Linked DNA regions of Homo sapiens: region 1 is linked to region 2. A link is a loop called in an ENCODE intact Hi-C map of the cell type or tissue named here. Cell type or tissue: PC-9. All regions are shown on one strand.

Evidence for each region. A loop is a pair of places that touch in the nucleus more often than their neighbours do. Peaks named below come from ENCODE experiments on the same cell type or tissue, not always from the same donor. Only the 100,000 strongest peaks of a DNase experiment are listed, where the experiment ranks them.
Region 1: it touches region 2 in a loop (7-fold over the local background); 7 of 110 quality-filtered maps call a loop at or near these places.

The regions. Positions count from the first base shown.
Region 1 is chr6:108,728,560-108,736,559 of GRCh38, reverse strand. No RefSeq gene overlaps it. Among named protein-coding and RNA genes, the nearest start is that of LINC00222, 19 kb to the left of the region's middle. RefSeq lists enhancers at 1-208, 3,190-3,981, 3,982-4,774, 5,109-6,036. In PC-9, CTCF peaks have their summits at 544 and 744; DNase peaks (open chromatin) are centred at 389, 1,049 and 3,859; H3K4me3 peaks cover 3,114 bases; H3K27ac peaks cover 5,774 bases.
Region 2 is chr6:108,777,815-108,785,814 of GRCh38, reverse strand. It overlaps the pseudogene ZPR1P1. Among named protein-coding and RNA genes, the nearest start is that of LINC00222, 30 kb to the right of the region's middle. RefSeq lists an enhancer at 3,400-3,449. In PC-9, a CTCF peak has its summit at 3,322 (motif pointing right); DNase peaks (open chromatin) are centred at 2,914 and 3,264; H3K4me3 peaks cover 1,817 bases; H3K27ac peaks cover 2,915 bases.

The DNA.
Region 1 (8,000 bases), 49 kb after region 2:
GCACCGGGCCGAGAATATTCCTAACAGGAATATCTCAGCTTTCCTTCTGAATCCTCCCAGGGACTGGAACTCTCCAGTAGCTCTCTTTTTTTGTCCCCTGCCACCATGCCCTCTGTTCCCAGGCATTTGACTCCTGACCTGCTTCTCCCACCCAGACGGGGTTCTCTGGCTTTTCTCTGTGTGTCACTCTCTCTGCCAAATGGGCCTCAAGCCTCCAGAAAATCTGGCCCCTTTTCCATCCTTGTATATAAGAGGAAGAATGGGGAAAAGAGAGAACTTATTGAAAAAGAATCCGAGAGTACATTCCTCGATCTTTGTCCAGGTGATGCATTAAGAAGGTCACATCCACCGTGTCTGGTTTCACTTCCTTATCTCTCCAAGAGGGGTGGGACCAGAAGACTTCCAGGGCCCGCCCAGGTTTAGCAAGATTAGAATCGACCCTCCCTTGGCATGCCCTGGAAATTGGCCTCCGTGGAGCCGAACCCTCCTGCCAATGGGGACTGAGAGGCTGGTAATGCCTTGAGGATGGGGTAGGAGGAGCAGTGAGATAGAAGAGCAGAGTTACAGAATTGGTGGGGGAGACAGACAGCACTTGGAAAAAGGACAGATGAAACAATAAGGGCAAATGTGTCTGGAGCTTCCCAGTGTAGACAGGCTCCTGCTTGATCTCCTTTAAAAGCGGGAAGCACTCTGAGCACAGTTCCCATTTTACAGACAGTAAAAATGAGGCTCAGAAGCTAAATAAGCTGTCTAAAGTCACATGACTTGGAAATGCTAGAGCAGAGCCTACAGTCTGCCTTTATTTTTATTTTGTAATTTTTTTTCTTTTTTTCTTTAAGAGACAGAGTCTTGCTCTGTTACCCAAGCTGGAATGCAGTGGAGTGATCATAGCTCACTGCATCCTCCATCCTCCCACTCCTGGGCTCAAGTGATCCTCCTGTTTCAGCCTCCAGAGTAGCTGGGACTACAAGCTTGTACAACATCACCCATACAGACTGCCTTTAAATCCAATGCCCTTTCCACTGCACCAGGATGACTAAGTTCCTCCTGACTACCTGGCTGTAAAACTCCTGATACTGGTTGCCCTGGGGCAATGGTGTGACCAGGTCCCCATGACCCTTACCCTGCCACACTACCATTCAGGCCACAGAATGCTTTGTGGGGACATCTCTCTCTCTTCCTTTTTTTTTTTATACCGTTTTACTTTAATTTACTATTATGTTCTTTAGTTCCATTTATCAAAACTTTTCATCATATTCTTATAACTCAATTTCACTTTTGTAAGAGAAGTCACGGCAGCACTTGGGGGTTGGGGAAGGAGAGGCATCACGTACGGTGGGATTTGCCTTCTGCATCCCGGGGTATCCCAAGGTGATACCTTGGGATTTATTAGGATCTCAAGCCAGGGCAACATAGATACAGCAGCATTTCTGAAACTTAAGAAGTATGGCTGTCTGTTTAAAAAAACAAACAACAAAACCCCTCAAACCTCTTAGTATGGATTTAAATTATTTTCGCCATGTTTGTTTCTTGAATATGTCCAAATTAAATATAAGCTAGATATGACATTTAATAAAAACTCCTTAATCCTATGGCTCTCAGGTAAGTGTCTGGTTTTGCTGAAACTAAATTGCCAACACTGAATTAAGTGGTCAAGTTAGCATGAGTCTGCATCTGTTTCTGCACTGGACTTTAATAATGCCATTAGCAGAGGATGCCTTTGCACCCAGGTACATTGTGGAAGTTAGTAACTGCAGGGCTATTTTTCCTTCAGGGATGTCGTACTCATACTTAACCAAAGCTCTGCTAGGAGCAATCCTTGAGAGCCAGCTCTGGCTCCAGCCTTTGGAGACCTCTGCCTTTTCCACTTGAAGACAGAATTTGGGTCCTGTTGGCCAATTCTCGCTGCAAACTGTTAGATGAAAGTAAAGTAAAACGGGTCTGTGTGCGACACGTCTGCATACACGTGAATGAGGCCTTTGAGTCTGGCAGGCTTCCCTGCCACGTGCTCTCACTTCACTGGGGTAATGCCTTTGCATACACAAATGCAGCCATGTGCCCTGAAGAGCAGGCAGCATTCAGGTCTCCATAGCCACCTGGGTGATCTAGTAGAGGCTCATATAATTTTTTTGAATCATCTTTGCAGTAATCTCAGTACTGCCCAGACCTGTTGAGAAATAATGGTATAGAAGAGTCCTATCTTGGGTCAAAGTCCTTCGCCTGCTTTTTGATAACTCCATCACTCAACCACAAGTCATCTAATGTCCCTGCACTTCAATTTCTTTGTCTAAAAAATGGAAACAATAATGCTTGCTATTCTAATTTTATTGGATTGCTACAATGCAATAGTTCCCAAAATGTAGTTCCCAGGCCAGCATTACCAGCATCACCTGGAACTTGTTGAAAAGGCAAATTCTCAGGCCCTTCCAAACCTGCAGAATCAGAAACTCTGGGTGAGGCCCAGTAATCTGTGATTGCACAAGTCTCCAGGTGATTCCGATGCCCTCTAAAGTTTGAGAAGCACTGCTATAAAACAATGGGATAATGAATGCAAACAGTGTCTACAAACTGTAATGCCTACATCATCACTTTGAGAGCCACTGCTCTACGCAAGTGTTGGTTACTATCTTGTCACCCAGGTTTCCATTAAAATGCAAATACCCCCAGGGTGGGTGACACCTTAAGCTTTAACAGGTGTTGGTTATTCTCAACAAGCATAGCAGGTGGTTAGCTAAAAATAAACCCTTTCTAGAATAGAAAATTAGGAAGGTTAAGAGTTTCTGTAGGGTGAACAAGGGACAGAGAGAGAAAAAGGAAAGGAGCATGGAGTCACACAGACTTGCATTCATGTTCTAGTTCTGTGTTTACTAGCTACATGACCTTAAGCAAGTTACTTACAGGACATCGTAACCCTATGATGATGACCTCCATAGAGTTATTGGGAGGATTAAGTGGCACAACACGTGCAAAGCACGTAGTGCAACCCATGGTTCATATAGGTATTCAATAAGTGATGCCTATCATTAGCAGCAGGGTGTCCAGACTGCTTAAGACTACCACCTGGGACTCATCCTCACTCCCACGCCACTCACCATCCCTCCAGCCACCCTATCTATTATTATTATCATTATCACCATCAACATCATTGCCTCTTCTGCCAGAGCTTCCTGACCTTAGGCTTAAAACTGCCACCCTAAGATTAACCACTGAGGAAGGAAAGGGGAAAATTCCCAGAATGGCACAGCTGCCTCAAGGTACAGGCTGGCTCATGCTCTGGTCCCCAGAGGTGTCACTGGAGTGTGCCACATTTTGACACCTGAGAGATGGTAGGCAACCAGAGGGACAGGTTCTTCCTCTCCATCCATTCTTGGACTGAAAACCCCCAGAGGGTGGGCCCAAGGGAAGTGCTGGAGCAGAGAAGCCTCTGGAAGGCAGAGAGAGGAGGCACGTAGGGCCAGGACCAAGCCCTCACAGAGGTACAACAGGGCAACCCCTGCAGGGGCAAGGAGGGTAGCCTTTCCTCTAGGGACAGGTGACATGGGTAGAATGGAAACCTGGGCTCCAGTGAGAAGCTCCATTTCATTAGAATCGCATGCTCTAGAAGAGGGGGTGAGGCCAGAAGTCTTTCCTGAGAGGAGAAGCAGGTTCCACAGTGTAGACCTTTGGGGGCTGATCTGGAGGCCTCCCTGAGTACTGCTGCCTGCCTGCTAACTTCCTGGATCTGGAGGTGTGGCAGGCACGGCCTTAGGTGCGCAGAGTGGACAGGTGGATCCAGCCCCAGGCCCGCCCAGATGTTATCTCTCGGGTGGCTCCAGGTCCCTTTCTGTCCAGGGCAAGGCCTCTGAGATGGGTCATGCAGGCTTGGCCTTTCTTCCCTCAATGACTCAGGGCCGGCTGGCCAAGAGTCACCCTCAGCTACCCTCCCACTAATGAGAGGAGGCCGGATTCCTTTGGATTTAGTAAGGTCACTCCTTGAGGGTTGCCTTTTGTTACCCATCCACAGTGGGAATGCTTCCTTAATGAGCAGAGAGCCACACCCTTTCCCAGCGTCGGGGGTGGGGGTGGGGGGGGAGGGTAGGGTAGCCTTTTCAGGTGGCACATGAACAGGGCTGATTTCACAATGGCCAGCCCACAGGTGAGGCACCTAGGGCAGGCCTGCTTCGTCAGTCCTCCCCAGCTCTCCTATCCAGGTGGCTACTCCTCCAGACCCCACCTGCCCCAACAGCTGGAGGGCGAAGCTGCTGCAGGCATGGGAGGCAGAGGAATGGTGGAGGAGCTGGGGTGCTGGGCGTGCAGTAGTGCTTGACTGGAAACCGGACGAAGCTGCAGATGGGAGAGGCACTGCTTGAACACTCCTGCCGCATCCATCACTCCGGGCACCTCCTGCAGTGCACACGGTCTCACTTTGATTTTAATCCCACCAATAGCAGGAAGGAGGTATGAGCCTCATCTGCAGCTCAGGATGATTAGGGGACAAGTCTGGGGTCATGTGCTGGTAAGGGAAAGAATGTGGACTCAATCTCACGTGGCCTGGCTCCAAAACCCGTCCATTTGCTAATTTAGTTTAAACCACCGGTTTTTTAACTTAAAAATTTTGTTTCTGAACGTTGAAAATGAATATAAAATTCAATGTGCTTCTCTGTACTCTCTTAGCAACTTCCTGTGAATCTATAATTATTTCAAAATAAAAAGTTTAAAACAATCCTATGTGGAGCCTGAATGTATAAAATGTATCACTGAGATGCTGTGAGAGTCCAGGGCAGTGGTTTCTTTCTGGGGTGGTGTTGAAAGGCAGCAGTGAGGGGTGGCCCTGTTTCTGGATCTGGGCTGGTTCTGCAGATGTGTTCTGTTTGTAAAAGTTCATCGAGCTGTGCATTTGTGATTGGTGCACTTTTCTGTATAAATGTAAAACTTTAAAAGTTGAAAATATATCAAAATGGAGATGCTCTAGTTGAACAGGAAGAGGGGTTCGATGTGCTCAGCTTCTTCCCCCACACCCCTCCACTTAACCCTCTCAGGACCCCAGGGTTCTGGGAGCACGCTCTGGAGTCTGGGTTCTGATTTCTCTTATATAATACAGGTGGCTGGGTCAGAGGACCTCAGCTCTCCAGTCCCCGCCCCAAGTGTTCTATTGTCATTTCCCATTATTCAGTTACAAACCATAGCCCATTGACGGTGAAAACCACCATTCAAATGTCCAAAAAGAAGAACATTAATCCTGGGTGTGGAGGACCCCACACAGGTCGCTGTGTGTAAAAGAGACAGCAGGCTCTCGGTCTCCCACTTGGGCAGGGCAGCCTTATACTGAAAGAATAAACTTCAAGTGAAGAATTCCCAAAGACAACTCGGCAAGAAAAGGCTTTTATGCCTTGAAAGGAATTGAATCAGACTTATAATCACAGAGAGCTGGAAATCACATCCATTCAGCATGTTCTGCAAATGAAAGGCAACTGACAATGTAAAACAAACAAACAAAACTCACTCGCATTCTCAGTTGACATGTCCTGTTTTCACCTCATTTGGCTTCTTGGAAGATTTCTGGGTTGAATGTGCACTTTGGAGCAGCATGCCTGAGCCAGGTCGTTTTTCCCCTCCTGCTTGGAGGATGTGGCGAACATATTTTCCTTTCATTCGCCGAGTTAGTTTCTGGTGTTACCTGCCCACTACTGTACCTGGAGTCAGCAGTAGCTGCCAACCCATAGCTAAGGGCAGAAGTTAGCCCAGTGTGAGGTTAATTGGACCAAATTAAAGCCATTACGGTTTAACAGGCTCTCTATTGGAGGAATGCTTAAGTGGGCTCCCCCGGGACTTGGGAAATTTGGAAGTGAAGTGGTTTTTGCTATTTGCAGTAGCTGCATCTCCCGTTTTATTTGTCAAACTGCTACTCTGCAGACTGCTGTGGGGTGAAGTTGTTAGACAAAGGAGAATCTTTTCTTTCTTTCTTTCTTTTTTTTTTTTTTTTGAGACGGAGTGTCACTCAGGCTGGAGTGCAATGGCACAATCTCAGCTCACTGCACCCTCTGTCTCCTGGGTTCAAGTGATTCTCCTGCCTCAGCCTCCCGAGTACCTGGGATTACAGGTGCGCACCATCACACCTTGCTAATTTTTGTATTTGTTTATTAGTAGAGACAGTGTTTTGCCATATTGACCAGGCTGGTCTCGAACTTCTGACCTCAGGTGATCCACCCGTCTTGGTCTCCCAAAATGCTGGGATTACAGGCTCAAGCCACCACGCTCGGCCAGGAGAATCTTTTATATGATCCTGTTTCCAGAAGAGGCTATCCTCTGAGGAGTTTAGGAAATGATAGAGTGAATCAGACTAATAACCCCACTGAGGAGATGAGGCGAAAGAGGAATAAGGCATGCAAGGGTCAGGGTCTCCTGCTTGGTGACATAGCTTTTCTGGGAGGATCTTTTCAGTTCAATGCTACCCTACCTAATCCCAAGGAAAGCAGAGTTTTAGTTCACTGAATTTTCAGGCTGAGTAGAAAATTCCTTTTTGATACAGCACTTGTTGCTGGAGAGCCACGTACTCTGTGATGTCCTCTCAGGACCCTTTCCACCCTGGGGCTCCTCCTCTGCTGAAGCAGGGCTGGCAGTTTCCAATTGATCAAAGTATAAGTAGCCAACGGCAGCTCACAACTCTCATGACAAATGCCAACCCCATCTTAGATAACATTCACCAGAGGGTTGCATCGGGTTAGGAAGGTGATAGTGTGGTGGTCCCTCTGTGCTTTCAGGACACTGGGCTTGTGGGGTACAATCTAGGGTGGCTTTTTTTTTTCTGAGATGGAGTCTCACTCTATTGCCAGGCTGGAGTGCAATGGTGCAATCTCGGCTCACTGCAACCTCCACCTCCCGGGTTCAAGCAATTCTCCTGCCTGAGCCTCCTGAATAGCTGGGACTACAGATGCCCGCCACCACGCCCAGCTAATTTTTGTATTTTTAGTAGAGACAGGGTTTCACCATGTTGGCCAGGATGGTCTCGATCTCTTGACCTTGTGATTAGGGTGGCTTTTTAAAAAAGTAACTCTGACAGAATCCTTCCAGAAAACAGAACAGCATGGTAAAGCCTCTGGGCACTGTGTCAGCTGAAAAGAATGGGGATGTGTAGCCTAGGGAAGAGAGAAACTCTCTGGGAGGGAGGCAAGGATGTGGCCCCTGGGGGAAGAGCTATGACCCCAGGTGGCATCTCCAATGGGAGATGGTTCAATTCCCAGCTCCTACATAGGGTTTTCCTATGTCCTAGTCAGTAATTTAAACACAATCCCTACTGTAAACTCATTGGATGCTCACAACCACCTTATGACGGTACTGTGATTATCATCCTCATTTTACAGATGTAGAAACCAGCACACAGAAGTTAAATACCTTCCCAAAGTAACAATGCTATTAATGAGAGAGTTGGAATTTGGACCCGGCTTTCTTACTAGCCCGGAGTTTCTCAACCTCAGTACTATTGACATTGGAGGCTGGAGAATTCTTTGTTGTAGGGGGACCCTGTCCTCCCTCTCCTTGCATTATAGGATGTTCAGTGGCATCCCTGGCTTCCACCCACCAGATGCCAGTAGTACTCCCCTGTTGTGACAGTCGGATGTCTCCAGACGTTGCCAATGCTCCCTGGAGGGCAGAATCGCCTTTAGTTAAGAAGCACTAAGTGCCTCCCGAGATGGGCCAGCCTGTCTCCTGTAGGAGCAGGAACGCCTGCTGCTGCCTTCCTAGTGCAGGGGCCACTGAGGCCCCCTACACTCTCAACACTTTCTGACGTGCCTCCTAACTGAATGGGGGAGGGGAGATTTTACCGGACCCTCCTTCTGCCTAGAGACGTTCTGGCCCCTAGAGATTGTTTGATTTTTAACATTTCCAACATTTCCTAATGTTATTGTCATTTGCCTCTCTGTCCCCAAATTAAAGGCCAAAGAATCATTCTGATTTTGTGGGGCAAAACCTGAGGGAAAGCCTAAAGTTTACCTAGCACTTTACATATTTATTCAGTTTAA
Region 2 (8,000 bases):
GCAACTGAAGATGATCCTGAGATGAAGGCGGAGCATTATAAGCACACCTTTGACTAAAATGAGGAGCTAGAGCTCAATGACATGAAGACAGAGGGCTATGAGGCAGGCCTGGCTCCACAACGGTAGCAGTGGGTGGGTCAAGGGCCAGCTCTCCAGCGCTGCTCATTCTGCAGGTTATTTATTAGTATTGGAAGAAGGCTGGGAGTGTCTTGCCCACCAGCCCTTGCCCATGGTGGGGAGGACATCTTGTCTGAGTCAGAGATCTAGGCACATTTTCTAAACAGCTTGTAATGCAAGTGTGAGCCTATTGTGTTACTTGACCTTATTTTGAGGCTTTGAATTGGCCTAGGAAGAAACCCAGAAATGAACCAGGGGTATGTCATTATCACTTTTTTCATATCAAGTCTTTACCCTCCCTCCACATAATGCTCTGTCCTCTAAGGTTGGAACTCTGAAGTTGGAGAAAGTGGAATAAAATTACACCTGGAAAATGAAATAAAATATTCTGGTATCAGCATTTAGCTAAATAGATCAATGGGGCAAATTTTCTGAAAAAGTTAGAAACACACATAAGTAGGAACTTAGGATATAAGAGGTGACACTGCAAATCAGCAGGGAAAGGATGACTATTCAATAAATGGCACTGTGACTATTGGCTAATAATATTTTCTAAGAGAAAAATTAGATTCGTACCTCACTGTGTGAACAAAAATAAATTTCAGATGTGTTAAGGAAAAGCAGTAAACATTTAGACAGAACTACAGGAAAATATTTCAATGACATCCAAGGAGGGTAGGGTTTCTTAAACAATACAAAACCAAAAATTATCATGGAAAAGTGAGAAGTTGAAGTAGATAATTTTTTTAAACTTCTTAATGACAAATGGCACTAACAGCAAAGCAAGAAGACAAACACAGACTTGGAGAAAATAGTTATATCCCACATTTCCAACCAAAGATTACTATCCAAAATGTACAACTAGTTCCTACAAATAAGCAAGAAAAAGAGCAACAACCGAACATCAAAAAAGCTTAAGGATGTTAACAAGCAATCGGCAAAAGAGGACATTTAATGGTCTATAGACGCATGAAAATGTGCTCGCCTTTATTAGTAGTCAAGGAGATGCAAATTAAAACAAATAGATACTATTTCATGCCTATTAGAGTGGGAATTTCTTGAAAAAACTCTGACAATACCAAAAGTTGATGAGAATGGAGAAATGGATACTTACATCCACTGCTAGTGGGCATGTAAAAATGACAGACCCACTGTAGAGAGCGATTTGGCAACACCTGGTAAAGTTAATGCATAACCTATGACCAAAAATTCTGCCACTATATGTCTAGAAGTTCCCAAGAGACACGTGGGTCCAAGGAGATATGAACAAAAGCACATTCTTTCAGCACTCTGGGTAATAGCTTAAAAGTGGAAACAAGCTACCTGACCTTCAGGAGCAAAATGGGCAAATCAAATGTGGATTATTCATGCAATGCAATGCTGCACAGCCATTAAAATGAGTGAACTAGATCCTTATCACCTACATGGATACATCTAAAATGTGTAATGATAAACTAGAAAGATGCAACATAAATATTTATACAATATAATTTACATAAAATGTAAAGTACATGAAACGATAGTATATATAATTTACTAATATACGTTAAAGATACTCAGATCTTCCTGGTTATGGTTCACATATATGAAGGGGGGAGAGAGAGGCCTCCTAAACCAGGTGTCCGAATATTACAACATCTAGAAAGACTCTTGAACTTACACTTCATAAAAGATAAAAGGAGTGTTTTTTTAAAGAGCAACTGAGCTACTAATGAGAATTTGGCACTATTTATGTTTTTATGTATAAAGAACCCTAAAGGACATTCGATGGATTCTGGTATCGGTTGCCAGTTCTTCTTCACTTAGGAACTGATGCTACTAACCCTTAGTTGGTGGGGCTAAGAGAACAGTTCTGGCCTAGCTCCTGTCTCCTACAGGTCCTTCAGGAGCAAAATGGGCAAACAAAATGTGGATTATACATAGAGTGCAACACTGGGTTATTCTCCCTCACCCAGCCTACTAGTCTGCCCAGAAAATCCCCATCCTGCTTCTGTTGGATTCTTTCCTGTGTTTCCTTTGCCACTTGCTGAAAGTACAGTACCATTCTAGCATCCCAAGTTTTACTTGCTGATTTCTGTTGAAGACTCTACAGCCCAACTCTGCCTTTCTGATGGGTCTGGAAGGCAGTGTGCCTATTCAGTACATGTGCCTATTCAGGGGAGATGCCTCCCTGGACAGGGTTAGCTTTTCTCTAGGTGCTACAATGCTGGGCAGAGGACCTTAAATCTCCTTTGGTTTGGAGTGACAGAACCATAATCCTTCCTGAGCTCCTTTTTTAAACACTCATACATACACACATGCTTTCATATACATGCACATGTACACACACTCAGACAAAAAAATGCACACACAAATACCTACACCACTCCCTTCTCTGCAACAGGAGTCGGGACTGCTTGGTTACTCTAAATCCAGTATCGTATAGGTGTTGTGTGGCAGATCTGATTTTATAATGGAAGACAATGGGAATAATAGGATTTGCTATTCACGAACACATAGATCTCAAATATCAAAGGACAACTGTATGATACCATTGGAACCATTATAACACAGTAGCCGTCTCCCACTTGCCAAGCTCAAAGCATATAACTTTTCTTTTTCACGTTGGGAGCAGAGGTGATTGAATTATACTCCTCAGTTCTTATCCCATTACCGTGACTGTATGTGAGGTCCCTCTCTAGTTTTACAACTGTGCTTCCTTTTATATTCCCCTTTGTGTCTGATTCCACTTTCATTTCCCTTGCCCCCACCCACAGGCATCTGCTGGAATGGGTTTGATATTTGCCCAATTGTTATTTATCCTGTTGCTTTTCTACTGGGACGGCACGGCAAGAGGATGTTTATCTCTGATTCATTATGCTGATTCATTTTTGTTAAGCAGCCACACAATTTCAGGTATAGTGCTGGAGTGGATCCCACTGTGGAACCTAGCAGCCAAACTGAACTGAACATCTGTTTAATTTAAATGGTGGGTCCTGGGGTGTCAGTTCCATTATTTTGTTTGTATTACAAAACTTGGCTTACAAGATCACACTCTTGTTTAAAAAAAAAAAAAAGTGTCCTTTAAATTGGGAAAATGCTCATCTGTCCTGAATGAGTTAAGAGTGCTTCTGCCTGCAAGCAGAGTGTGCGGTGACTCACTGTCCCATGAAGACGCCTTCCCTTCTACCTTAAGACTGCGTCTGTCCCGCAGAACGCCACGTGCGGGCGTCCCTGGAACCTGGCCCATAGGTGGCAGTCTCCCTTCATCGTTCCCGGACTACGAACCTCCGAAGGGCAGCCTGAGAAAGCAGTTGCTTTTGCTTTTTCTTCGGGTTTCCTAATATTTAATGTTCCCTCCACTCACCTTCCCCCTCCATCCCACAGAGAGTGTAGAGATTGCATCCCTGGAGGCTAGCAAACGACAAAAGAAACTTCGTCTGGAACCAGTCAAAGTCGGGAGACCTGCGTTGTGCCGACTCTCGATGCGATTGTTTTGGAATTTTGCTGAAGCTCTCTTGCAGAATTGCTCTGTAAATGGCAAGAAGAAATGCCTTTCACTATAAACAGAAAATAAAGCTTTCACAAGTTGTCATATTTTTAAAAAGCAATCATGCGGATGCAAGTTTTTATCCCCTCTGTTTAGTCTTGCCTCCCCTCCTTGCCAACACACCCCCACAGAATTTGGGATGAATCTTTGCGAGTGAAGTAAAAGTAGGCATTCTCTCCAACATGTGCCCCTCCCCCAGCCCTTCACAGAGCCTATTCAACAAGATATCGAACAGTCATAGGCAGAGACGAGTGTGCGTGTGCATATGAGTGTGCATGTGTGTGCGCGTGTGTGTGTGCGAGTGTGTGTGTATGCAGAGAATACTAGATGGAGAGTCAAAGGGAAACCAAGAGATCCAGAAAAGGGGCACCACCTTCTCACCTTCCTTCCACCCCACTCCTCCTCACCCAAGGAGGGAAGCCAGGTAGAGCGCTCACCCAGCCCCAGGCCCTTTTGGGCGAGCCTGCCCAGTGGGTTTCTAATCAGCCAACACTTTGGGCCGGCCTCCACTGTTTATGGAGCCAAAGGGACTTTAAATCATTAGCCGGTGTCAAAATGCTTGAGGAATGTGCTTGCCTAGGAAGCCACATGGAGTGGTTCATCAGCATTTGTAAAAACCGCCTTGGCAAAAAGATGTTGAACCCAGCACTGGGGGCGGATTGTGTGTATTTCAGTTGAATTAGCAAACAGAATACCTTTTAAATCTTAGCAACACCTGGTTCTGAAAAGGACACCCACTAAAGAAAGGGCTGCCTTGTCTGTGCTGGAAGAGGCTTTCCCTGGCTCAAGGTGCTTCTCCTCTCCAGATCAGAGACCTCATTAGATGCTTGGTCCCTCTTCCTTCCTAAGATGTGCAGAGGCCCGGGAGATTTTCACCTGGACTTTGGGACACAGCCAACACAGGATGTCCTGAGTTACAGCAAGCATTTCTGAATGGAGGTAGCCATTGGTCAGCCTGCTCTAAAGAAGGCCAAGTTCATGTTCCCCCCAAAGGACTAGACCCCGGGGTAGGTGGGGGTTTAGGGGCAGGGGTGAAGAGGGTGTGGGAGGTGGTGAAGGGGAGGGGGTAGAGGAGGGGGTGGGTGGAGAGGGCAGGCATGGAGTGGGTGGAGGGCGCCTGGCAGAAGCCTGGTTCAAGCACGAGCAGAGCCTCCCTGGCCACGGCAGGTGGGCCCCTGACACACAGAAGTCTTCTTCAGAACAGACTTATTGCCTTAGCTGTTTGGCCACTCTCCTGCACACACCTGGAATCACTGGGCATGTCTCTGAGGAACTAAAGCTGATCTCTCCTTGGTAGGCTGACCTCAGCGGAAGAGCTGAGGATACGCCACCTTTTCTCTCTTTAGGCCCTTTCCCTTGAAAAGCTCTGTGAATTAGGATTTTCTCTTCTCAAAGGAAAAATAAAACAGCTTAAAAGCACCATCAAGTCCTCAAAATTCTTTTTTTTTTTTTTGAAATAGTCTTACTCTGTCGCCCAGGCTGGAGTGCAGTGGCACAATCTTGGCTCACTGCAACCTCCACCTCCTGGGCTCAAGGGATTCTCCTGCTTCAGCCTCCCAAGTTGCTGGGATTACAGGTGTGCACCACCAAGCCCAGCTAATTTTGCATTTTTAGTAGAGACGGGGTTTCACCATGTTGGCCAGGCTGGTCTCGAACTCCTGACCTCAAGTGTCCCACCCACCTCAGCTTCCCAAAGTGCTGAGATTAGAGGCATGAGCCACCACGCCTGGCCAGGTTCTCAAAATCTATAAAATAAAGCCTCAGGGGGTTATTTAAATTCTGCTAGAACAGGGGCCCAGCAGACCTTCCTGCTTTGTCTCCCACATCTGCTATTAGACACCACTACGTTCCAGCCCAGCCCTCGGCTCCTCTCATCCCACCCTGCTCGCGGAGATCCTTCTCCCCCAGATCTGTTTCAAATCTCACTGCTTCCATGAACCTGATCCCTCCAGAGTCAGCTACCCAGCCCCACTCTTGCTCTCGTGGGCACCCAGACGTCCCATGGTACCTGAGTGTGCACAGCCTCATGGTTCAGCTGCTGTGCCCGGCCTGCTGTTTTCCTCCAGGACTTGTATGCTTCCTGTGAGCACCCTCCAGCTCTCAGTGTATTTCCCCTAATACTCAGCACTGCATCTCCCAGTCGGCAAAGCTTAACCATTGTTGGTGAGATTTGAAATCAAACCATGTTAGCATATGAAAATAAATACAAGTATCAGGCTTCATCTGACTCCATTCAATGTAAGAGGCACCATTCATTCACTTCTAAAAGAAGAAAATTAGTAATGTAAAACTAGAAATGAATTAGCTAATGAGCAGAGGGACAAAGAATGTTCAGCCTCTCTAGAATGCAAAGACTTCGGAATTGTTTGTGAAAATAAGGAAATGCCAAATTTGACAAATCAAATTAACAAATTTAGAGGAAATTACATTGGTCACCACTGCCAGAGTCACAGTGAGACATGCACTCTGGGGACTGCCAGCAATGCAAATGAGAACAGCACTTCTCCAAAAATTTTATAAAATGTCTCAAGAGTCTTAAAAATTTTTAATTACATATGTGGCTCACATTCCGTTCTATTGAACAATGCTGTATTAGACAACTGCATTTTTTGTAAAAGACAAAGAAAGCTGCCAGGTGATGTTATTTCTGGTTCTAGAATTATGAGTGATTTTAGTTTTGTTCTTTTTTTAGTTTTTGTTTTTTTGATACATGGTCTCACTCTGTCACCCTGGCTGGAGTGCTGAGGCACAATCTCAGCTCACTGCACCCTTGACCTTCTGGTTCAAGAGATCCTCCCACCAAAGCCTCCTGAGTAGCTGGGACTATGGGAGGCACGTGCCACCACACCTGGCTCATTTTTTGATCTTTTGTGGAAACAGGATCTTGTTATGTTGCCCAGGCTGGTCTTGAACTCCTGAGCTCAAGCAATTCTCCTGCCTCAGCCTCCCAAAGTGCTGGGATTACAGGCGTGAGCCACCACCTGGCCTGGTTTTGTACTTTACACTCTTCTGCACACTGTTTTCTCAATAAGCATTTATTTCTAATATTTCACATCTTTTGTGGAGCCTTCCCCAAACTCCAACTGGTGTCAGATGCATCATGACTTTCTACACTTTTTCTCTGCAGCATTCACTAGAGTTGGAAGTTATATGCTGGCTGATCGTTTGATTCATTTCTGCCTGCTCAGCAGATCCTCAAGTCCATGAATCTGGGACCCAGGTCTGTTTTATTCACTTTTGTGTCCCCAGCACTTAGCTCAGTACATAACATGTGGTAAGTATTTAATAAAGACTGGTTAAATGAATGGATGAATAAATGATTAAAGAAAAAAGTTACTTCCTAGAATCAGAAGAATCCAAGTCACTGTAACTATAAAATCAAGGAAGTCATCACATAAGAGCAATATTTGCAAACTTCAGTGAAGAGGTGATCAGCACAGATTTTGGAGGGGCCACAGCCATGAGATCTGCTGCAGGGAGTGCAGCTGATCGAGGGCCCCAGCTGCTGTGCTCTGAATCCATCAACACATCTGAGGCTGCGCTTCCCAGGGGCTGCCCTCAGCCAACCTCTCAGTGTAGCAGGAATAGGAAGGCACGCCTTCTCCTGGGAGAGGTGGGACTTCTGATGGGCAATTTTGGCTCAAGGACGTTCACTGACCTTGTCCAAATTTCCTTCCCTCTCTCCTGTCTTCTCCAGGGTCAGACCTTCATCACACTCTGAGCGTCCTCCCCATCGCCTCTGGCTCCATCCCCATTTTCCATTACAGGTGTGTTCCCCAATAAATTACTTGCATCTCAGAGGACACAAATAACACAAAGAAGGGCATTGCTTCCAAAATTTAAATATATATTATCTACTTTTAAAAATGGCCAATACATGCACATTGTAGAAAATTTGAACAGCAAAAAGTTTTTGAAGTGGATATACTATAAAAGGAAAGTTGTTTTTTTTTTTTTTTTTTTTTTTTGAGACAGAGTCTCGCTCTGTCGCTCAGTCTGGAGTGCAGTGGCACAATCTTGGCTCACTGCAACCTCCACCTCCTGGGTTCAAGTGATTCTTCTGCCTCAGCCCCCCGAGTAGCTTGGACTACAGGCACGTGCCACCATGGCCAGCTAATTTTTGTACTTTTATTAGAGACAGGGTCTCACCGTGTTGGCCAGGCTGGTCTCGAACTCCTAACCTCAGGTGATCCGCTCACCTCAGCCTCCCAAAGTGCTGGGATTACAGGTGTGAGCCACCATGCCCGGCTGGAAAGTTGCCCTCTCATCTCTTTCCTCCGGCCCCTGATTACCTTCTAAATATTCTCCTTCCTCTCTCAGAAGTCAATCTCTGTCTACCCTTCCGCACTATGCA